Regions from separate parts of the Mus musculus genome. Here regions 1 and 3 are each linked to region 2. A link is a loop called in an ENCODE intact Hi-C map of the cell type or tissue named here. Cell type or tissue: left cerebral cortex. All regions are shown on one strand.

The links. Peaks named below come from ENCODE experiments on the same cell type or tissue, not always from the same donor. Only the 100,000 strongest peaks of a DNase experiment are listed, where the experiment ranks them.
Region 1: a loop joins it to region 2, with 5 times the contacts of the local background. A loop is called at or near these places in 15 of 42 quality-filtered maps.
Region 3: a loop joins it to region 2, with 9 times the contacts of the local background. A loop is called at or near these places in 16 of 42 quality-filtered maps.

Annotation. Positions count from the first base shown.
Region 1 is chr11:113,169,379-113,177,378 of GRCm38, forward strand. The region is part of intron 1 of 2610035D17Rik (RIKEN cDNA 2610035D17 gene); the gene reads right to left. LOC115487747 (a long non-coding RNA gene) reads right to left here and starts at 3,705. Exons shown (of 2, transcript XR_003949613.1): 1 at 3,575-3,705. In left cerebral cortex, CTCF peaks have their summits at 3,232 (motif pointing right), 6,120 (motif pointing right) and 6,981 (motif pointing right); DNase peaks (open chromatin) are centred at 3,244, 3,603, 5,125, 6,399 and 1 more place; H3K4me3 peaks cover 907 bases; H3K27ac peaks cover 639 bases.
Region 2 is chr11:113,807,774-113,815,773 of GRCm38, forward strand. Sdk2 (sidekick cell adhesion molecule 2) reads right to left here. Exons shown (of 45, transcript NM_172800.3): 37 at 2,556-2,742. Among named protein-coding and RNA genes, the nearest start is that of Gm51930, 7.7 kb to the left of the region's middle. In left cerebral cortex, a CTCF peak has its summit at 3,639 (motif pointing left); DNase peaks (open chromatin) are centred at 2,238 and 3,708; H3K27ac peaks cover 354 bases.
Region 3 is chr11:113,294,362-113,302,361 of GRCm38, forward strand. The region is part of intron 7 of Slc39a11 (solute carrier family 39 (metal ion transporter), member 11); the gene reads right to left. Among named protein-coding and RNA genes, the nearest start is that of Gm51927, 11 kb to the right of the region's middle. In left cerebral cortex, CTCF peaks have their summits at 1,983 (motif pointing right) and 3,614; DNase peaks (open chromatin) are centred at 443, 2,003, 3,629, 4,305 and 1 more place.

The sequences.
Region 1 (8,000 bases), 640 kb before region 2:
GTGGCGTGCCTGGTACCTGTGATGACGGAGTTAGGAGGAGGTGGTCAGAGGGTGGAGTCCTTGGGAACAGGATGAGTGAGCACCCTAATAAAAGGGATCCGGAATGATCCTGTTCCCAAGGATATTGTCACCGTGCCTAAACAGGTGACACTGGGGATGTCACCTGTGAGGAAGGTAAGGATTCTTTATATTAGGAAAACATCCTTTACAACCACAAAGCAGAAAGCCACAGCCACACACACAGCCACAGCCACAGCCCTCTGGAAGGCTACGTCCTAGAGGGAGTCAGCTCTATTCTTCAGGATGAGCCTGGACAAGGGAGACCTACCTGCCCACTCAGGACCTGCGGGGACTATCTAGGTCATTCCCTACGGACAGTGCCTTCATTCTAGAAGGTTCTTTGTCTCCGTGCAAAGCCAAGCCTCAGTCTATTGAAGGCAGTGAACCACTGCAGGATATCCCACCCCGCATGCCCAGGCCTGAGCCCCGAGCTGTTGTTCCTTCACCTCTCAGCACATGGCTGACTCTAGAGGTGAGCAACACCCTGGGTGCATAGGAGGTGGGGGTCCCCGTCCTTCTGGAAGGACTTGGGGAGCCTGCAGAGGACCAGAGCATCTCAGAACCCCGAGATGGCTTTTCAACTGCCTTTGGCCCTCCCTGGGTTCTTTCAGCTTTCTAGGTGACTTACAAAACTCACCGGAGGTCACTCGGGAGGCATCTCCTGCTTTCAAAGCACGTTTATTATTGCGCAGCAAACATTAATCACTCTCATTTGAAAGTAATCACAAGGTAAGCCTTCCATGGTAGGCCTGTTACACCACAGTCCAAGAAGGCAGGCATCAAATGTGACCCCTGAGGTCAGCTCTGGTCCAGAATACAGGGTCACAACATGACTTGGGGTGGGGGTGGGGGGCTGACACAGGGCTCCCGTCCTAATTAGGTAAGAGCAGGACTCCCGGAGCCTGGTGGCCTGAGTTTGCTTCCTGGCTCTTCTACCTGCTCTGGGACACACCGTATTCTGCTCTTTCTCTCTGACAGCCTCCTCATCTGTCAACCTGGAGATGGACTGACCTGCCTTCAGTGGATTAATACAACAGGCAGCCTTCTAACGTGACCCTGACGTCCCCTCCTCCTCCTTCAGGAGGCAGCATGTGACATCCCAGCCACCCTGCGTTCCTGCAATCACATCAGTGACAGCTTCTGGGCGAGTTCTCAGACCGAGGAAGAGCAGGCTACTGAAGCCACTGGCTGGGGTCTCAGGCCCCCAGTGCCTCTGCCTGCCCGCAGTGTCTCAGACATCAGGCAAGTGATCCACACACGTGACCTGCAGTGCTCTGTGGAAGACAAAGCTGGGGTGAGTGGTGGGGGGCAGTGACCCCGCCAAGGGAACACTCACATGCCCTGTCCAGGGTCAAGCTGGGTCCCTGCTGCTACTGCAGTCACGTTAAGTCCCCAGTTACTGCCAAGGGGCATCGCTGTGGCCCACTGCGAGTAAAACTCCAGTGAGACCCCTTCAGGAATCTCACACCCATCACCAGAAAGCCCAGGCCCAAATGCTGGCGACTAAGAGTATAAAAGAATGAGAAACTCACACTTGACACCTGACATCACTCCAGCCTCAGAGGAACTGCTGCAGCCAGGACAAGAGTGAGGCCGCTTTGACAGGGGGCCATGTGGCCACACAGACACAGAACAGGGGGGAAAGGACTGGTAAATAACCAGGAGGGAAACGCAAGGCTTCCTTATAGCAGAACTAAAGGTAATGCCTATGATACACACAAACACGAGCGCACACACATGCACATACACATGCACCCCTCAGGAAATGGGGAATCACTCTCCTGATGATAAGACCAAGACGTCTTCTAATGACCAGAAAATGGAGAAATGGAGATGGAAAAATAGCAATAGCTCTGTGTGTGTGTGTGTGTGTGTGTGTGTGTGTGTGTGTGTGTGTTCTGGTCTATATAATGAGCTCAAGGCCAGATTGCTCTGTGTGTGTGTGTCTGTGTGTGTGTGTTCTGGTCTATATAATGAGCTCAAAGCCAGATTGCTCTGTGTGAGTGTGTGTGTCTGTGTGTGTGTGTCTGTGTGTGTGTGTGTCTGTGTGTGTTTTCTGGTCTATATAATGAATTCAAGGCTAGCTTGCTCTGTATGAGTGTTTGTGTCTGCTGTGTAGGTGTGTGTGTGTGTGTTCTGGTCTATATAATGAGCTCAAGGCCAGATTGCTGTGTGTGTGTGTGTGTCTGTGTGTGTGTGTGTTCTGGTCTATATAATGAGCTCAAGGCCAGATTGCTCTGTGTGAGTGTGTGTGTCTGTGTGTCTGTGTGTCTGTGTGTGTTTTCTGGTCTATATAATGAATTCAAGGCTAGCTTGCTCTGTATGAGTGTGTCTGCTGTGTAGGTGTGAGTGTGTGTGTGTATGTGTGTGTGTGTGTGTGTGTGTGTGTATGTATGTATGTATGTAACTGGTCTATATAATGAATTCCAGGCCAGCTTGCAACACACAGGGAAACCTTTCCTCAAAATAAAGCAAAAAGGATAAAAGAAAGGGAGAGAGGAATCTTTACACACGTGCCTGGAGTGACAGCAGGCGAGACTATCAGACAGTGCAGCGGCTGTCAGGAATGGTAGCTGGATCCTTCCCCTAATGTTCTGGCTAAGAGCAATAATAAAGAGCCAGGTCCTTTACCGTCCACAGCCCCCCACACACACAGCACCCACACACAGCGCGCACACACAATCCTACAGTGATCCTCTCTCTCTCTCTCTCTCTCTCTCTCTCTCTCTCTCTCTCTAAGCAAAGTTGGCACAGTCATCTTACTTTTCTTAAATATTTATGTAGGTGTGGACTTTTTATATATGGGTGTTTTATATGCATGCATGCCTAGCAGAGGATCCCATGGGACTAGGGTGAGAAACAATTGTGAACCACCATGTGGGTGTTGGGAATTGAACTCAGCACCGCTTGGAAGAGCAGCCAACTGCTGAGCCCTCACTCCAGCCCCCATCTTACTTTTAAGAGTATGTGTGGTCCATCGCTGACCCTGACGCTCATGTTCCTTGACAAACACTCCCTGTGCCTTATCTGAGACTGGGCCTACAGATGACACCCATGTGTCCCTGTTCGACCCCCTTAAGCGACAATCCTTAGACAGATGAGACCTTGCCAAGATGAGACCCAGGATGAGACAGACCTGTGAGGCTGATATACACACACGCACCACTAGGTGGCGACAGAGCCTGCAGATGCAGACCAGGGGATGGCAACCGCTCCCGGCTCCTGGGTTTTCTTTTATAAACCTTCCCTGCCCGCCAGATTTGTTACACGCTGGCCAATGCCTTTCCTTTAGCCCAGGTATTTGTGGGCATAGAAGTAAGGGGCCTACCTGGACCTCTGCAGTGGGGACTCTAAGAGTAGGACTGGGGTCCATCTCTTTGGAGTTAGCAGGCTCTTCATCCACAGGGCTTTAGCAGAAACTGGCAAAACAGCTCTGCACTCCTGTCCAAACTCTGCCGGCCCCACCCCGACCCACCACACGCTGGGATCCACTGCAACAGATCATTATACTCACTCTGGACAGGTACAGCCTGCTGAGTTTGTCTTAAGAACACATGAGCCACTAATGGATGGGTGACTGTTGGGAGCCGCCCCCACATTCGCCGTCACAAGATGGCGCTGACATCCTGTGTTCTAAGTGGTAAACAAATAATCTGCGCATGTGCCAAGGGTATTTTATGACTACTTGTACTCTACCTTTCCCGTGACCGTCAGCTCGGCCATGGGCTGCAGCCAATCAGGGAGTGATGCGTCCTAGGCGAAATATAACTCTCCTAAAAAAGGGGACGGGGTTTCCGCCATTTCTCTCTCGCTGGCATCTCTCTGGCTCTGCGCGCCCTGCGCTCGCTCGCTGCCTAAAGATGTAAACAATAGAGCGCGCGCGCCGGAGCTCTGGCTCCTAAAGATGTAATAGAAGGGGCTTTTCGTTTTTTGGGGCTGGGCGCTGGGCGCTTGCCCTCCTGGCTCCCAAAGATGTAAGCAATAAAGTTTTGCCGCAGAAGATTCTGGTCTGTTGCGTCTTTCCTGGCCGGGCGTGAGAACGCGATTAAGAGGTGACAGGCATGTTCTAGGACCCTCACCTTTTAAACCTCAGATGCTCCAGCTTCAGAACCTGACTGCCCAGGTGACCCTGTGCATGGCTCAGCTATGACAACACACACACACACACACACACACACACACACACACATACACACACACACACACACACACATACACACACACACACATACACACACACACATACACACACACACACACACACACACACACACATACACACACACACACACACACACACACACATACACACACACACATACACACACACACACACACATACACACACACACATACACACACACACACACACACATACACACATACACATACACACACACACACACACACACATACACACACACACACACACACACATACACACACACACATACACACATACACACACACACATACACACACACACACACACACACACACACACACACACAGAGAACCTAGAGATTGAAGCAGAGCAGATTAACCAGTGAAAATCACTTCAAAGAATGTGGGCTATGTCTCCTTGTTCAATCCCACAGGCCCAGGCCAGCAGAAGAGGCTCTCTCACCATGGCAACCACAGAAGCCTTAATGACCAACTGCTGTGTGCTGTAGCTGGGGTCTGAAAGGAAAGGCTAGAGCTCCCACAAAACCTAAAATTTGGTCCTGGAAAGAGTCCCCAACCAATGGCTGGTTCCAGGAACGCCCTACAGTGGGTTATCTTGTTGTCAGGGCAAACACACAGCCCTCTGTACCCAAGAGGAAGCCACAGAGCTGTAAGAGGCAAAGTCATGCTCCGCCCTAGGGTTTTCTATGATAGACTGGGTGTTTCTGATGAACCCCTTTCAACTTTTTTCTTGATACCACAGCACTATAGCAGCCAAAGGCTCGAACAAAGGAGTACAGAGTCACGCTCCTGGTAGGTCAGGTCCAGCTGTCTATTGAGGACAGTCATGCTGGGGCAGAGCAAAGCTATGGAGTTCCCTGGCCAAGGCCGGGGTTGGTTTTCTCATGAGGATGCCAGCCTTTGCCATTCAGCAGCAAAAGACATCTGCACTCCAGCGATCTGGAAAACAGGATGGTCCTCCTAATGTGTGCGACACTCGTCACAGGTCCCCACAAGCCTACTGCTGACAAGCCTGCTGCCAACCTCTCGTTCATAGAGGGAAGCGAAAGGAGAGACTTCCACCTCCCTTACCTAGACCAGTGGGGTTCCGAGGCCACCGGGACTACCACAGTGGGGGTGGGGTGGAGGAGGGGCTTCCATAAACACCAGGTTCTGGGCCCAGCACCACAGCTATTGAGCCCAAAGCTCAGAGGTGGGCGGAGCCAATCCCCTCCAACTGACTGAGATGACACCAAGTGGGGTCTAAGCTTCAAGGTTTTCCAAAGGCATCTACCACCACCCCCAACAGCCACCAATGTGTTCCCTGTATACCACAGTTCTTAGTGATGATGTCTGACACTCAGGATCCCCACATGGCCATCTAAAGCAGTGATGGGTACGTGAATCTTTTATCTAAAGATAGATCAAGAATTTTCTAGAGGATACTAAATTGTATTCTGGTCAGCCCAGCCACGGCAAAGGCTGTGGCCAAGTATTTTACCCTAGCTCTTTCAGTGGCTTTATCTTAGTTTTTCTTTCTTGATTTGTTATTTGATTGACTTATTGATTAATGATTGGTTTGTTCCGAGGATAAAACTTTGCACTGCACAGATCCTAGGCAAGTGTTTTACAACTGAGCTTAAACTCACAGCCATCCTTGATAGATAAGGGCAGCCACTCCTGCCCTTATTCTTGCTCATAAATATAACATTGTTTGAAAACTGCCTTTAACACCTCCGGTATGAGAGGAGGCATAGATATACTTAACAGTCTGAGACTTTACTAAGCACTGTCCAACCCCCGTGAGACAGGGAAGGGCAGGATTTTCAATACAGCAGAAAACTGGTAGATTTAGAGATGCATTTGTAATGATGCTACCTGGACACTAGAGGGCGCCATACCCCAAGAGTCTGGATGACCTGGCCCTGGCCCTGGCCCTGAATGGGCTCCACGTGTGGAAGTACAAAACTTAACAGGATAAAAGGTCCCAGATATCCTAGCTGCAAGCCTCAGGATGTAGACTCACATCCAGCTGCTGGAGTGACCAATCAGCAGGTTCCTGGAGGCCCGCAAAGAGGAGTCAGACATGTACCATATGCTCTACTTGCTCCTACGTATGCCAATCACCCACATAGCAAACATTTTCTTACACACATCTCTTTGCAACATTCCCAGACTCCCTTTGTCCATAGATGGGGACTCGGTGGACTCGGTGGCCAAGCATTTATCTCCCGCGTGCTTTAGGTCCCATCCCTGGCTCCACAGGGAGTCCACACTGACTTGCAAGCAGAATGCTGGGAGGCAGAGTTCCTGGATCAGGGAAGCCATAACCCTCTCCCACCCACCTAGGCAAGGCTGACGTCCCTGCCACCAGGCCAGTCCTGCAGAAATAACACAGCGGAGAAGTCACCATTTGCGCGTGGGTATGGGTGGGGGGCACATACTGAACGTTAGCACCCAAAGGCCCCTTCTTCGATATACTTAATAGTCTGAGACTTTTGGGGGGGGGGGGCTTTTCGAGACAGGGTCTCTCTGTATAGCCCTGGCTGTCCTGGAACTCACTTTGTAGACCAGGCTGGCCTCGAACTCAGAAATCCACCTGCCTCTGCCTCCCGAGTGCTGGGATTAAAGGTGTGCACCAGACTTTTCTAAAGCACTGTTCAACCCCAGTGAGAAAGGGAAGGGCCGGATTTTCAGTACAGCAGAAAACGGGTAGATTTAGAGATGCAATTGTGATGATGCTACCTGGACACTAGAGGGCGCCATACCCCAACAGTCTGGATGCCCTGGACTTAAATTTACTTTTTATTTCATAGAGTCTCTTGTCAAAAAACAACCTGCCCAAAATGACTCCCTAGCAGAGGGTGGCACCGTGTCAACCGCAAGAATAGGTCTGTCACAGCCCATGCAAGTCCCAATGAACAGAGACAAAATATAAAGAACCATGTGCTTTGCTCCAGAGAACATGCCATACAAAGACCAACCAAAGACCAACACTGCAGCCGTTCTGAGACTGACCAAGCAGAACTCGTGCTCAGAGCACTCATGCCGTGATCAACCAAGCATCGTGGTCCCAGCACTGAGCACCAGGTGGGACACTTCAGCCAGTCCTGGGGGACCTTTGTCTCCGGGCAAGGGCTCGGTCTCAGGAGCCACAGCAGGGGGACACTACAGCTGACCCTGAGGACTGGAAAGGCTGTAAAGAAGCCACAGGTAAGGGAGCAGGTACAGGTACAGGTACAGGGGACAGGGAGCTACTGCCAGGCCAGGCTGACTACCCAGCGTGGTGAGGAGGCCCGTGTCATGGCCCGCAGGGCTACTGTCTAGTTTTATTTGAACTCAGTAAAAAGAACACTTTCCAGCTAAGGAAACTGTTTGACTCTGTTGTGTTAACCTGCTCCTGTGAACAACACGGCTGTAAAACGGGACTTCTAATCTTGTTTTTAATGAGGACCCTAAAAGAGGAAAACGTGAACAGGGAGGGCCACATCCAAGAAGCACGGGCCCTGAATAATAACACCCCCTCTGGCACCCAGGACCCCTCCTTTAGATCGTAAGGCTTCTGGCCTCACTAGTCACAGCAATTGGTATCTAGAAGCCTCTTGCTGGCAGGGGACCTGACAACTGTCTTGAAGCCAACAGTGCCTGCAGGGCTGGGAGAGACAGGCGGCCACATGCAGGTGTCCCTCGATGTATGACCAACTTACAGCCTCTGAACACAATGGAAACCAAACATCAAAAAGCTACTTAATTCAGCCAGCTGGCCACACACCCCC
Region 2 (8,000 bases):
CTCAAAAAAAAAAAAAAAAAAAAAAAAAAAATCGGAGGATGCTTGTTTCATATAAAATGCCATTTTGTTTGGCAAAGAGCTACAGACATCCTTCTATGTACCCACTCCTCCCTTATCTGTGGCGTTGGGAATTAAACCCAGGGCATCTCTCTCAGGCTAGGCAAGTGAGGTACCACTGAGATATCATCTAGAACTTCCCATATACATTAACTCATTTCTAGGTTACTTTCCATTCCTGACACATTGCAAATAGTACTGTATCTATTTACTAAGTAGTTGCTACTCGGTGCTGTTTGTACATGCTCAGTAAAGACACATTTGTTATTTGGTGCTGTCTGTCTTCAGCATAGATACATTTTCACTTGCTTATTTGCCTTTTGAGGCATTCTCCCTTAGCTCAGGGCAGTCTCGAACTTGCTGTGTAGCTAAAGGTGGCTCTGATCGACTTTAAAGGCTTACTTTTCTTTTCATTTATGTGCATGTGTGTCTCTGTGTGTGTGTCACACCAGCGCCCATGCCCATGGAGGCCAGCACAAAGGGGGTTGGGTCCCCTGGAATTGAGGCTCGAGGTGGTTGTGAGACACTTAATGTAGGTTCTGGGAATGGAACTCAGTCTCTTGGAAGAACAGCAATGCTGAGCCATCTCTGAGCCCTGGCTCTTGCCCATTCCTGGCTTCACCTCTTAAGGTCTGTGCTGCTGCACCCAGACAGACGCAATTTTGGGGAATATTTTCCTTTCTTGGTTGGTTGAAACTGCAGATATGAAATTCATGGCTTTGAGGGTTGACACACGGGGGAAGAGAGAGAGAGAGAGAGAGAGAGAGATCCTGAATTCTCTCAGATCTCAGATCTGCCTTGGTTCCAGCATCTGCCCTTTCCCCTATGACCTTACCAGGGGATCAGGAGCAAAAAGCCTATTTTCTGGGGTGACTCTAACCCCTGTTGTTAGACAGACACTACACTGCTTACTCCCTGGGAATTCTAGGGGAATCCAGTGTGACACTGACCAAAAAGTGGCTTTGGACACCTCAGGACAAGGGGATCTGTCCCCTCTCTCCTTCCTCCATCCTGCCTGGATCTAGTCCCCACCTCTCTCTGTCATCTCCTCCAGACTCAGCCCAGAAGGCAGAGCCAGTTTTTCTTTTTATTTCTTTTTCCCTTTCCCTTTCCCTTTCCCTTTCTTTCTTTCTTTCTTTCTTTCTTTCTTTCTTTCTTTCTTTCTTTCTTTCTTTCTTTCTTTCTTCCTTTCTCTTTCTTTCTTTCTTTCTTTCTTTCTTTCTTTCTTTCTTTCTTTCTTTCTTTCTTTCTTTCTTTCTTTCGGTTTTTTGAGACAGGGTTTCTTTTTATAGTCCTGGCTGTCCTGGAACTCACTTTGTAGACCAGGCTGGCCTCGAACTCAGAAATCCGCCCTTTTGAAAATTTTATTTGTTTATTTTTATTTCATGTTCATTGGTGTTTTTGCTTGCCTGCATGCCTGTGTGAGAGTATCAGGTCCCCTGAAACTGGAGTAGCAGGCAGTTACGAGCTGTCACGTGGGTGCTGGGAATTGAACCCCGGGTTTTTAAGAGCCAGTGCTTTTTTTTTTTTTTTTTTTTTTTTGAGACAAGGTTTCTCTGTATAGCCCTGGCTGTCCTGGAACTCACTCTGTAGACCAGGCTAGCCTCAGAAATCTGCCTGCCTCTGCCTCCTGAGTACTGGGATTAAAGGTGTGTTCCACCACTGCCCAGCTCAGCCAGTACTCTTAACCACTGAGGCAGAGTTCTAATTCTTAACCGCTCCAACCCTCTGAGTCTCCCCATCACACTCAACACAAATCCTGTTCTCCAGACCCTTGGGAATCGGGCCTCACTCCACCTCTCTTGTCAACACCGGGGTCTGTCCCTCGAATCCCCTCCAGCCTCCTGGCCTCTGCACCTGCTGGTCCTTCTGACAGGAATCCTGCTTCCGGCTTCCTGCTTGTCTCCAGAACTTCCCACAGCTGGTCTCCTCTGGCTCAAAGCTCAGCTCAGGTGTAGCCAGCCATCTTGTGAACCACACCCTGCTCCCCTTAGCTCCCCCTACCCCCCAGCCAGCTCATCTGTGCTGTGCTTGTTTATGTCCTGTCCCCTGGCCTCAGCAGGACACAGACTTACTTTTAAAAAAAAAATCATTGTTTCATCACCAGTGTGAAGCAAAAGTGTGGGCTCACAGAAGACAATGAACGCGGGGTGTGCTGAGCAAAGGCAAGGAGACAAGAAAGGAGGAGAAAGCCAAACAGGGGCGGGGAGTGGCGGCTGTCCCAAAAGCTGAGACAAGGTGGGCAGAACAGGCTAGGTGAGATCTGGGGACTTTCTCAAGGTTCCCAGTGAGAGTTTCTTTTTTTCTTTCTTTTCTTTTCTTTTTTTTATGGACACATAGAGCCTTCTTTGCAGGCTGGGCTTTTCTTTCCACAGGGCATCTGGAAGTGGGGCCTGGGTATCCGAACCCAGTTCCCCGGCTGCGTGAAAGCTCCGACACCAGACGTGGACACCAGTTTGTCCCCCAAACCCTGACCTCCCCAAGAGACTTCTCCCTACCTGCTTGCTGAGTCTGGCCCCGGGTCGGGGTGCTCCTCGGCCCATCCCCCGCAGCATTGAAGGCTGCCACGCTGACCATGTAGGCTGTGTAGCCCGTCAGGTTCTTGAGTTTCACGCTGTTCTCAGCCAAGAAGAGAGTCTTCACCCTCTCTGTGAGGTTCCTCCGTTGGACTTCCCAGAAATAAATCTGTGGGAACCAAAGATTGTGGGATGAGAGGGACGAAGACATCAGGCCTCCCCTCCGCCCCTGCCCATCTCGGGGGTTCAAAGACACCCCTGCTTTCAACCAGGAAACAATATGGAAGTAGCTAAGAGCTATTTAAGAAGGATTCGGGAACTTTTCACTTTGTAGTCAATACCGACCCTCCGATCGTCTGTAAGCGTCATCCCCTGTGTATCTTGTGTCTCTGGGGTTGGCATCTGTCCCATGTAACAGGCGTGTCAGCCTCAATAGGAACCTGCATCTCACCAGCCTGAGCTGGAGAGGCGGGAGCAATCATGGGCTCTGCTCCACTGTGTGGGGCACAAGGGCTAACAGCTTGGCAATGCCAGGGCACTGGTGAGGAGCAGAGAGCCTCAGCTCTGCCCCGTGTGCCACATAGGCAGCCTCAGCTGCTAAGGCCCCTGTAAAAAGCTCCCGCTGTAAATAAAGTTCCTGGTGGTGCATATGCGCAATCCAATCTGATAATCGTGGATCAAAGTCTGAAAAGTCTGGTGCAGGCTAGACAGAGGTGGCATTCGGTTTGTGGCTCAACTCTTGATGGCACCATTTGCTAGGCCTGTGACTTGGTCAGCTGCAGAGGGCTTAAGGACACCCGCTTTCCGGGGCGAGCAAGAAGACTGCAGGCCGTAAGGACTGGCCAGCTTCTAAGGGTATTGTTACACGCTTGTGGAGGATTTTAAGTCCTCAGTGCAGCAGGAGCTTCGTGGAGCCTCCGGGCACTCTATAATGAGCATGGTTAGTGCTTTTAAACACGCATCGAAGACTCTCAAATTACATTAAGAGCTGGTATTCTGCTACATACAGCCTGGCATCCCAAACCCTGTACAGGATTGACGATCATTTGGCTCCCTCTGCTGGCCAGAGAGGGTTCTGAACGCTATTGGAGTTTCCTTTCCTCCATACCAATAAAAGTAGGAAAGAGCTAATAAAAGTGTCCACCCCCAGCGTGTGCAGAGGCAGTCAGGACATCTTGTTACTACAAAAGATTTGCTTCTCTACTGCCTTGCTTCCATTTAAAAAATCTTTTTATACGGGGAATTGAGGTCTCCATTCATAAAATCACCCACGCATCCACTGACTATGAGAACGCAACAGCCACAAAGCAGTCTCCTGGATTCATCGTTTGGGGAAGAGCTCAAGGCTAGCTCTACAGCTCTGCACACGCCCTGAGCATCAGCAGCTTGGCGAAGACAGTCAGAGAACTGTTGGATTCTCCTGGCCTGAGGAGAGGGATAGAGGGGTTTCCAGGGCCTCTGTGGAAATGCAGGGGTAGCTGGAACGGTAGGGGAGGCCGAGGAGGGGTGACGGCTGTGTGAGGAGAAACAGGCAGGGGAATGTCATGTCTCAACTGGGTGAGGCACGGTGCTGTGGAGACAGGCTGGGCGAAGCTTGTGACCGGTTGATGAAGAACAGGGCAGATTTATCAGCAGCCTTAGCAGTGTGAGATTTGGAGGAACGGTGAAGATGAGAACGTACTTGGGGTTGGGTTTGGAAAAGAGAGTAGAGAGTCAGCTTGAGCGGGGCAGAGACTATGGGAGATTGTCTTTGGTTTCCTTCTTTCCAGCTCTTCCCTCCTTCCTGCCCTCTGCTGGAGGGTCTCTCTCCCTCCGCTGAAGATGGAGCCTGAGTTCTATGTAGACTGTCTCGTGCCCGTGTCTCACCAGAACACAGCAAACTGGTCAGCAAGCACTTTATCGTTTAGCGATGTCCCTGTATCATGGGAGAAGCCTTTGAATGAATCCTCCAGCAAAGAGACCCAACAAGGACATAATGAGATGTGAACAAAACCGCGAGGTCAGGAAAGGGCATTAGGAACGGAGACAAGGGGCTGGGGAGATGGCTCAGTGGTCAAGAGCGCCGACTGTTCTTGCAGGGGACCCGGGTTCTCACAACTGTCTATAACTCCAAGATCTGACACACCCTCACACAAGATATACACAAGATGTGGACAAAACACCAGTGCACATAAAATAAATAAATAAATAATTTTTTTTAAAAGAGGAAATAAGGGACTGGAGAGGTGGCTCAGTGGTTAAGAGCACTGACTGCTCTTGAAGAAGACCTGGGTTTGGTTCCCAGCACCCATCTAGTGGCTTAGAAGCTCCTATGTGTCTAGTTCTAGGAGATCTGATGCCCTCTTCTGGCCTCCTTGGGTCCCTGTGGTGCACATGAACTCATGCAGACAAGCACATAAACATATGAAAATACTAAGTAATGAACAAAAGAAGAAACAAATTTCAGAATGCCTTTATGGCCTGCCTATGACTGGTCCTAGAGGGAGATACTTGGTGTTGTTGGGGAGACAGGGTCAATGGCTGGGGAGGGCATTGGGCAGGGCAGTGCCAAGGTGTAGGACATACAGAAGCAGGCTGCCTGCTTGCTGTCAGTAGACCTTTGTTAGATGAGGATACACAGTAAAAGGGACAAGGGCTGAGGCTGGATCCTGGTCCCCAAGGTGACATGATTGATTGGTAGAGCACCCACTCATGGGGAAGTGAGTATGTACTGAACCCAGGCTATGGGCTCCAGAGGGCAGGCACCCTGGCCCATCTGGCTCCTTTGTGTCCCAGACACCTCACTCATGGTTGATACATAGGCCAACAGACATGTCATGGGGGGAAGTGGCTGGAGCGGCAGCAGATGACGCTGACCCCATTTCTTTTTTTTTTTTTTTTTTTAAGATTTATTTATTTATATGTAAGTACACTGTAGCTGTCTTCAGACACCAGAAGAGGGCATCGGACCCCATTGCAGATGGTTGTGAGCCACCATGTGGTTGCTGGGAATTGAACTCAGGACCTCTGGAAGAGCAGTCAGTGCTCTTAACCACAGAGCCATCTCTCCAGCCCGGGAGTCAGATCTTGTTATGGATGGTTGTGAGCCACCATGTGGTTGCTGGGATTTGAACTCTGGACCTTCGGAAGAGCAGTCTAGAAGAGCAGTAGGGTGCTCTTACCCACTGAGCCATCTCACCAGCCCCTGACCCCATTTCTTAACTCTTGGTTTTTATTCCCAGCCCGTTTCCCCTTTAATCACTTTTCTGACGTATAGTTGACGAAAATTTAATAGAATTAAGATATATAATTAATGTTCTTTTTTCTCTCTTCTTTCCTTTCTTTTTTCTTTTTAAAAAAAGATTTATTGATTACTGCTAGAGGACAACAATCTCTAAGCCAAACCCGAGACTGTTGTGAGAAAGGGAGTGAGGGAAGGGAAGGAGGATTTTTTTTTTAGGATTTATTTATTTATTTTGTGAATGTGAGTATACTGTTGCTATCCACATCCCAGAAGAGGGCAACAGGTCCCATTACAGATGGTTGTGAGCCACCATGTGGTTGCTGGGAATTGAACTCAGGACCTCTGGAAGAGCAGTCAGTGCTCTTAACTGCTGAGACATCTCTCCAGCCCCTCTTCTCTCTCTCTCTCTCTCTCTCTCTCTCTCTCTCTCTCTCTCTCTCTCTCTCTCTCTCTCTCGTTGCTTATAGTGCTAGAAACAGAGCCCAGGGCCTTAAGCACGCTCAGAAGCACTTGATCAGCACTGCACCTCTCTCTGGCCAACCTGTTGTTATTATTATTTACTTACCCTTTTTTGGAAGCAGGACTTACATAGCCCAGCCGCCCTTGATTTTACAAAGTGACTAAGGGCAACCTGGAGCTGACCCTCCTGCCTCTACCTCCTAAGTGCTGGGATTACAGGTAGAGGCCCCTACGCCTGTTGCTTTATGCCTGCAGAGGGTCAAACCCCAGGAATCATGAATGCTAGCCACTCTCCCAGCTGAGCCCTACCCCAAGCCCTCTGATGTTTTCATACCCATCCACTGGGCCCACTGTCAAGCCAAGCTGATTGGCACCTGTTACTTCCAATGGTCACCTCTTTTTTTTTTTTTTTTTTGACTTTTCATAAAAATCACAATTTATTAACAGATTTTGAGAACAGTGATTCAGAAATGATTGTAATGAGAGAACCAAATGATTGAGAAAGAATAAGAAAAGCCTATCTATTTGGGTATGGGCTTATCTAAGAACACTGTAGCTGTCTTCAGACACTCCAGAAGAGGGAGTCAGATCTCCTTACGGATGGTTGTGAGTCACCATGTGGTTGCTGGGATTTGAACTCAGGACCTTCAGAAGAGCGGTCGGGTGCTCTTACCCGCTGAGCCATCTCACCAGCCCCCTAAGAAGAGTCTTAATTAAGCCTTAGCATTAGTATTTATATCTTGTTGGTTACAACTCAAGAAAGTCCTTAATAAACTCTACCCGCTGCCCTTGCTGGATAAATCAGGAGGTGGTGTGTGTGTGTGTGTGTATGTGTGTGAGTGTGTGTGAGTGTGAGTGTGTGGTGTGTGTGTGTGTGTATGTGTGTGAGTGTGTGTGTGTGAGTGTGTGAGTGTGTGTGTGTGAGTGTGTGTGATGTGTGTGTGTTTGTGTGTGTGTAGGTAGGAATAATCGCTGAGAGAGCAGAAGCAGGAGCCGCTGTGCCTTGATCCTGGCTCAGGGATTGCCCCTTTCCTGTACTGGGCATCTGTGCTGCGATTCCTAGAAAACTGCAGGATTACAATCAGAACCGAAGCCTTTAAGCGAATGCTTCTAATTGTGCTAAATCCCTGACCTACAGTTACCTTTTTTGATGCACAGTAAGAACCTTTAAGAGCAAGGGTCAGCATACGTGTTTCAGCTACACACTACAGTTTTATTGGGCATGGCTAGCATCCTGCAGGTTAGCTCCAGGGACGGGTTCATCCTTCCACGCCTGGACCTCTTTTGGCTGGGGGTTATTTTTGTTTCTTTGGCATAGGCTCACTCTTCCTCAGGAAGGCCCGGGACTCACTCTGTGGCCCTGCCTCAGCTTCTAAGTGCCCATGTTTTCCCACTTTCATTTTTGAGACAGGGTCTCTGTATGTAGCTCTGGCTGGCTTGAATTCATGGAGACCCACCTGTACCTGTCTTCCGAGGGCTGGGAGTAAAGGTGTGTGCAACCATGCCTGGCTTGAAATGTTTGCCATATGACCAGCATCTCTCCAGTCCCTCCCAAATCTGGCGACCACCTTCTTCTTCCCGATTTTGTGACTTGGACTAGTCTTCTTTTTCAAAAAGAATTAATTAATTAATTAATTAATTAATTAATTATTTATTTATATTAATGGGATCCATTGGGTGGGTCCCATTACAGATGGTTGGGAGCCACCATGTGGTTGCTGGGAATTGAGCTCAGGACCTATGGA
Region 3 (8,000 bases), 510 kb before region 2:
TGAGTTTGGGAATCTGGTGGACAGAACTTAAATGCCCTTACTTGCTAAAGAATGGCCACACCTCTGCCTTGGGTCAGCAGCCCCCACCAAGCAATCATTAGAAACAGACTGGTGACACATGATCTTATTCAGTACTACACAGGCACTGATGTCCCAAAGCTACCTCAGCTTGCCACGCAGAATCTATGGGAATGCAGACCACCCTCCCTACAGGAGGGCCGCTTCAGTGGTCTGTCCTGGAAGACAATAGCTTCCTTCCCTGAAGTATCTGCACACCAGCTGCCGGGGAAGATGGATAGAGCCGTGGAGTAGACAGGGAGCCGTATCACTTTTGAGTGCCTGGGAAAGCCACATAGAAAGCACATTGGCTCCCAGAGGGCTCTGTGGGCCTGCCCCTCCCCTGGCTGCTCCAGGCTAACAGAGCCCATGTTGTGAATCTATGGCTCCTGCTGCCAAGATGTCCGGCCCCTGTCGCCAGGGACATGGGTGGGGGCGGCTGAAGCAACAGTGGAGGAAGAAGGGGTGAGCATAAAGAGCCCCTTGTGCTGCTGATGGGGGGAGGGAGAAGCGGCTGCTAGCTGCTTAGGGCAAACAGGGTGGGGGTGGGGGTCTCGGTAGCCTCCTTGTTTTGAGACAGTGAGGTGAGATCAGAGGGGTCTGGAATCTAGTCCAGGTAATAAGGGAAGCAAAAGAAAGACTCTCTGGGCACAGGGCTGTCTCTTCTGAAGTTGCTAGTGGGTTTCGGAGCAAGACATCAGAAGCAAGCTTGTCTCTGGAGACCACTTACAGCCCAATCAGTTCTCCCCCAAAAAAGAGGGAGCCTAGGGAATCACAGGGATGCCATGAAGATGCGTGAGTAACCTCATGCCTTATTTTCTGAGATGGTCCGTGAGAAAGAACCCTCTTAACTGTGGACAAGTCAGATGTTTGCATATTCTCAGCCCAGGGAGTGCACTATTAGAAGGTGTGGCCCTGTTGGAGTAGATGTGTCACTGTGGGTGTGAGCTTTAAGACCCTCTTTCCAGCTGCCTGGAAGCCAGGATTCTGCTAGCAGCCTTCAGATGAAGATGTAGAACTCTCAGCTCCTCCTGCACCGTGCCTGCCTGGATACTGCCATGTTGCTGCCTTGATGATAATGGACTGAATCTCTGAACCTGTAAGCCAGCCCCAATTAAATGTTGTCCTTATAAGAGTTGACTTGGTCATGGTGCCCCTTTCCCTGACCAAATACTCATACTGACAAGACTTGTCAGTTCACAGCAGTAAAGCCCTAACTAAGACATCAGGTCATACCCAGTTCTTGAAAAATATATTGGGGGTAGGGCTTCAGCAGCTAAGAGCACTGACTTCTTTTACAAAGGATCTCGGTTCAATTCCCAGCAACCTTACAGCAGTTCACAGCCATCCATGACTCTGTTTCTGACCTCTGTGGGGATGGTGCACAAACAGGCAAAACGCTCATACAGACAAAATAAGATAAATGAATCTTACTAAAGTTACTACAACACTAAACGTGACGTACAATAACCCACAATAGCAAACAGGGGCCTCTGCGGTTGGCCTCCCCACACCTCGTTGATTGTTACAGCTTCCTGCTCTATTGGTCTCTTTGCAGAGGATCACCCAAATGCTCTATTTTAATTCTTGGAAAGAAGGAGTAAGGATGATGAATCTACTTTGTGATGAGGTAAACGAGGTGGGAAATGCTGAGAGCCAGATAGCGGGGAGATAAACACGACTTTTGCAAAACATCTAGGGAATGTTTACCAACTCCTACAGAAGGAGATAAATAGAAGATAAAGATAGAAAAGATTAATAGACAGATAGACTTTAGCTTTATGGAGAGAGTAAATGTAGCCCAACACCAATTTAGAGAAGTTCTATTTAAGCCTCTCGAGGTGAGGCAACTCAGAGACGCACCTCACTGGCCTTTTTGAAGCCTTTCTCCCCCATTGCCTCATAGTGAGTCTTGAAGCCAGACTACCACATGGTGGCGCTGTGGGCCGTTCTCCAATGCCAGTGGCCTGGAAGGGAAAACTGTGGGAAGAGGATTGTGGGTGGACCACTCTAGATCTCCCTAGAGGACAGCTACATGGGAGAAAGGCTGGCTCGCTTAGGTGAAACGGAGGACAAGATCTTTGGGTGCAGATAAAGGCCTGCAGCAGGGGAGTCGAGTGAAGGGCTGTGGTGAGGAGAGGGGCCGGCAGGGTAAAAGGCATCGCACTTTTGCCTGCACACCCTCTTGCTAACTCACCAGCTATACCTCAGCCTAGAGAAGGTTTCCAGAGAGGCTAAGACAGAGGGCAGGGGGAGCTCCACAGCAACAACCCGGGGACAGGGAGGGTCTCCCTGGAATGTCCCTAAAAGGCAGGTGAACTTGGTGCCCATAGAGGCAAGCACGCACTCTGTGGATTCTTGCTGGGAGCAGCTATCACAGGCTGCTCCTCAGAAGCTCGGTGAGACAGGAAAACAAAGCCATCGCTACTCCACGAGTGTGTTCTGACCCCCACATCCCATGATTGGTCATATAGCAACGCCTGTGTTTTATAGCTCGAAAGATGTATGTCGTTTATGGTCTCTACTCTTTGATCTGCTATCAGATGCAGACTTGGAACAGGCACAGACTTGGTCTGAAAGTGGTGGTTAACCCAGCAGACATCCTTGATTAAGTGTCTGAACACTGGGCACCAGCAGCCGGCCGGGGCATGCAGCACGAAGTGCAGGGAACCAGGGGAGGCCCGTTTGTGGGTTGTCCGATCTGCAGCCAGCACTGCCCGTTCTGCACAGCCCTGCAGCCGGACACCGGTCGGAGCCATCGGTCCAGGCTATAAACACCCCCTCGCCAAAGCTGGAAACGGGGTGCAAAGCACAACGTCTAAGCATAAGATTGCTTCACTCGCTCTCCCTTCTGGTTCGAGTTATGTGTACCTTGAAGTGAGGGCTGAGAGGTGTGGTCTCCTCTTAATGATACTTCTGAAAAGGAAAACCACTTTAATCATCCGACTCCCCAAGGACATACGGGCTTCGGCATTTCTTTGTGGTTGGAGCCAAAAGAAACCACGGAGGGACCAGATCAGAAAGCAACACTAAGCTAAGACGTGTTTCCCTTGGCCCACAGACTGCTCATGCCTGGCTGACTCTTCCTTACTCAGAGGACAGGTTTTGGGTTTGGTTTTTTTTTTTTTTTTAAGACAGTGTCTCTCTCATGTGTCTTAGGCTAGCTTCAAACTCACTATACAGCTGAGGACAGCACTAAATTCACCTTCTCTCTTCTTAAGTGCTGGGATTTACAGATGCGGCCCACCATGCCTGCTTTACTCCATGCTGGTGATTAATCCCGGGACCCTGTGCATGCTAGACACACAGTCTATCAACTGAGCTGTATCCTTGGCCAATCTTCCCTCCCCCCTTTTGAGACCTAATTTGGCGAGGTACCTAGCTCATCTGATAATTTACATGTGATGTGACCCACCTGATCTTGAACTTATATAAATCCTCCTACCTCAGTTTCCCAAAGGATGGGATTATAGGTCTATGCCACCACATGCCCCCTGGGCGCTGATTTTTGATCCCTGCCACTGATCCAGTAGGACACTGAGGTGCAGTAGCAGCCTGTAGACACCTGGTGGCAGTAGTGACACACCAGTTCTAGGCTGGCTGCTTTCTGCCTATGTCTCTTGTCTTAACTGAACTGCTGAGAGGAATGAGAGTGCCTTTTTGATAATATTTACCTCTCTCTTCTCTGTTGGTGGTGGTGGTTAACATTGCTGGAGAGAGGTGAGACTCCCTCCCTCTGAGATGCATTGCAAATAGTACCCATGAGGTCACGGAGAGACAGTGAGGGCTCAGCAGTGAACTTGGGTAAAAGCTATGGGCTGTGTCCACTATGTCTAAGTCCATGAACTTTATGTAAAAAGTCAGAGAGTATTTTCAGCCTTTAGAAGTCTACGTCAACTCTTCACTCAGTCATTGTAGCCAAGGAGCCAGAGACAGCATGTGAAAAGATTGGCGAACGTGTGTCTCAAGAAAACCTCCATTTATAGAAATTAGTGCAGGGCCAGACTTGGTTAGCTGTGTCTATATTCACATTCCCCCGGACTATAGCGAGCGCACTGGAAGCCAGAATCAAGTAAAAGCTGGATTGAGGGACGTGAGGTGGCTCAGTAGGTGCTTGAGGTCAAGCCCGGTAACCCGAAATTGACCCCAGGACTCCTGCACCCCCAGCACCCCACCCACACACACATAACAAATCTATCTTCAGTGGCATCTGGCATCTGGATCCGCAACACATCTGGATCCGCAACACAGAACTCTGTGGAACATCAGTTGCTTCCTGGAGTGGGTGGCTGGGAACTGCCAGCATCCTCAGAGAGGGGCAGACCTTTTGCAATCTCTGTTGTAGGGTAGCTGTCTGCCTGTGCGGAATAGTCTCTCTCTCTCTCTCTCTCACACACACACACACACACACACACACACACACACACACACACACACACTCATAGCAGCTCCTCCCTCTTTCTTCCATCACTGTCACGTGAATCACCTGTGGCTCCCTGCCACCTGATCTTCAACTGTTCTCCTAAACTAAGAACACTCGTGGTCTGCATTCATCTCTCTGAGATTTCCTTTTTCTTCTCTCCAGCAGGGCTCCGTCCTTTCCTCCTCTCCTCAGGGTTACTGAAGTTCGTACTCGAGGTCAGCAAACACTTTGCTCTGTGGTGGAATCCGTCCCACGGCTCCAGCGTCCCCTTCCCACCTTCCCAAGCCATCCCAGTTTAGCCAGGTGGCTTTGTCCAGCACCTCTGGAGCCCTGTCCTGAGTCTGCACCAGGCTGGGTGGAGACAGGCCACTGTGTGGAGGATGTGCTTTCTCTTCAACCTGCCTCCCAGGAACCCTTTCAGCTTCCCTCCTGAGCACTAGGGGAGTCTGTCTTGATAGCCACTGTCCATCCGCCTTGAGAACACATTGGGGGCTTCCTGGGTATTCAGCACCGCCATCCGTACCGCCATCCGCACCACCATCAGCACCGCCATCCCCGGCTGACTGCCCTTATGCTTGGCTGACCTTTACAGGCCAAATGTAAAAAGTCCGCCCTGTTCTGAGTTTTCTTAGATGGTCTGGTTTCCATCGCTCCCCTGTAGCCTAGATTATGCTGATTTTAATGCTGCTTCTGGCTTAAATGCCCACTCACAAATTATGTTGTCTGCTGCTTCTGTTAATGATGATCGACCGCATCACGCTGAAGTCTGAGCATGCGGCCTGGATGATAATGGCCTGGACGATAATGAGTCTGTGGCACGGCATCAATCAAGCATGTGTGCTTCAAAAGGACATGGCTCCGGGGCTGGAAAGAGGGCTGGGGCGGGGGAGGGGCACTCGGGTGGGACAATCATTGAAGATGGAGGTTTGAGGCCTCAGAGCACACATACAGCCAGACATAGTAGCACACTCCTAATCCCAGCATGACTTTGGCGGGATGGGAGATGGAGATGGCACAATCCTGGAAGTGTGTGGGCAGGCTAGCCCAGTGTATGCAGTGACAAAGACAAATAAGACTGTCTCAAAATGGAAAGGTGGGGCTGTTTAACGGTTTCCTTGGAGACTGAAATATTCCTACCTGGCAAGGAAGCACCTGAAACAGGAAGGTACACAACTCAAAATAGCTGCAGGAAGTCCCTGAAACTGACCAGATTCACTAGGCCCCTCCCTGACAGCATAAGTAAGAAAAGCTCAGCTTCCTCTTCTCTGGGAGCTGCAAAGATGGAAGCTGAGGGGAGAAGATCTGTAAAAAGACAGAGACCAGACCAGCTGTCCGGAAGCAACAGAAACCGGCCAAGCTGCCTGGAAGAGGTTTAGGCCAGAGTCACTTGGAAAAGACACTCTCCAACCTGTTGCACTGCCTGCAGCTCCAGGCTGTGCAGTGAGCTCCAGGTTTCCCAGCTTCTGTGAGCTGTCACCCATGCTGGGGTGGAACCTGGTGATGCAGCTGTCATTAAGTCATCTCTGCTCCTGTAGGTAACCCCTTACCCACGTTCCTCTAAGTGACCCCCAATAAAACTCACTGATTCACCAAGTTGGACTTTGGTAGTATTTGTACTTTGGGGTCTGTTGTGGGCTCCCTCCCTGGGGTGAATAGGCATGTCTTATCCAACCTCCGGGGACATGCTCTGTCATGCACATGCCTTCACTAACACACAAAAATACAGTCAGGGTTCTTTTGTTGTTGTTTTGTTTGTTTGTTTTTAAGGGCTTACCCAGGATATAAAAGTCTACAGTGTCTGCTCTTTGTTCGGTTCACTTCTCCGCCGTGTTCTTGACAAGCCTCAGAAGGAGACTCGGCGCTCCCCGCAGGACTGAGGGACAGCTTCTCTCACAGAGAAGCTCATGCCACCAGGAGCATACAAACGCATGCGCGCCTATCACACTATCCTGGAGTCCGCTCCCCTCTTCCTAAGCTGCACCTCTGTTCCTTCTGCGGCTCCCCCACCTCAGGGCTGCTGAAGCTGTGGTGTCTGCTTGGTTTTTTATTAGCCTGTGCACTGGGTCTTTTCAGACTTCTCTGTTTGGGTTTCTTCAGACCTTCTTGTTTGGCTGCAAATCTCCTGGCTTCTTGTATTCCTGGTTTTCACTAAATGTTAAAGAGCACCCTCATCTTTGCCACGGCAGACCATTTACTTTAGATTATCTTTAGCTATGTGGAGAAGTTCCAAGAGCGGACAGATCCATGCCGCAAGCTCCCTGTCCAGCTGCCAGGTCTTCTGTGTGTCGGCAGGCATGGAGGTACCGAGGTGGGCTTCAGGTGCTACCCTCAATTGCTCTCCACCTTATTCTTTTTTTTTTTTTTTTTTTTTTAAGACAGAGTCTCTCACTGAACCTATAGTTCTCACTGTCTGCTACACTGGCTGACTCCAGCCCTCAGCCCTGGGATGACCGGCATGTTGCGCCCTGCCCTGCTTTTTATGTGGGCTCCTGGGATCTGAACTCAGGTTGTCCTGCTTACAGGGCACCCACTTTCAGTATCGAGCCATCTCCTCGGCCCCCAGTCTCCCGGCTCTGAGTGTTTAAGTAAAAGGGAACGTTTTTCTCAGTGAGGCAATCCCGTTAACTACAAGGCATGGCGGATTTAGGTTTATCAATTTCCCCTGATGTCTCTGGGATTCCGATGTTATATGCAATCTCACTGGCCTGACCTGGACTGTGTCTCCCATAGTCTTTAATTCTAAAAACACAGAGAATTTGGAGGTGGCTGGTCATAAGAGTTTGATGTCTTTTTCACAGCTGTAGTTTTGCAGACATGATACAAAGCTTGGTGCTAATTTATTCTTTTAACCGACCTTGTCTATATTAATTTTTGTTTCAGTGTTTTAAAAACAGTTACATTATTGTTATTGTTATTACTATTACGTGTGTGTGTGTGTGTGTGTGTGTGTGTGTGTGTGTGTGTGTGTGTGTGTGTGTGTGTAGGTGGGTGGATGAGTACCTATAGAGGCCAGAAGAGCTCCCTGAGTTCTGTAGAGCTGGAGTTACGAGCAGTGGCAGGCCACCTGATAGAAGAGCTAGGAACTGAACTAAACTCTGGTCCCCTAGACGAGCAGGAAGTGTGCTGGTAACCACTAAGCTATCTGCCCAGTCCCTTCACTTAGTTCTTATCTATACTTAAAGTGTCTGCCTTGAGGCATCATGGATTTATGGCTTATTTCTTCCTGACTTCCAGGATAAGATAGGGTATACGATTTGTATTCTGCAGCCTTGAGCAGTGCAGGCCTGAGGTTTTGATACTTATAGATATTCTACTCTGCTTTATAGCCCCCACTCCATCTGAGGTCCTGGAAAGAGGACCTTCCCCACGCAAGTTCCTGGGCCATGGAACATTTTATAGCCCCTTACATACTCAGGTCCAAGTCCTGGTCTGTATACCTGGACTGTCTTAGCTCCCAACCCCATGGGGAAGGCCATGCTTGCATGCACTGTCCTCTCCTTGGCTCAGGGGCCACTTTGGC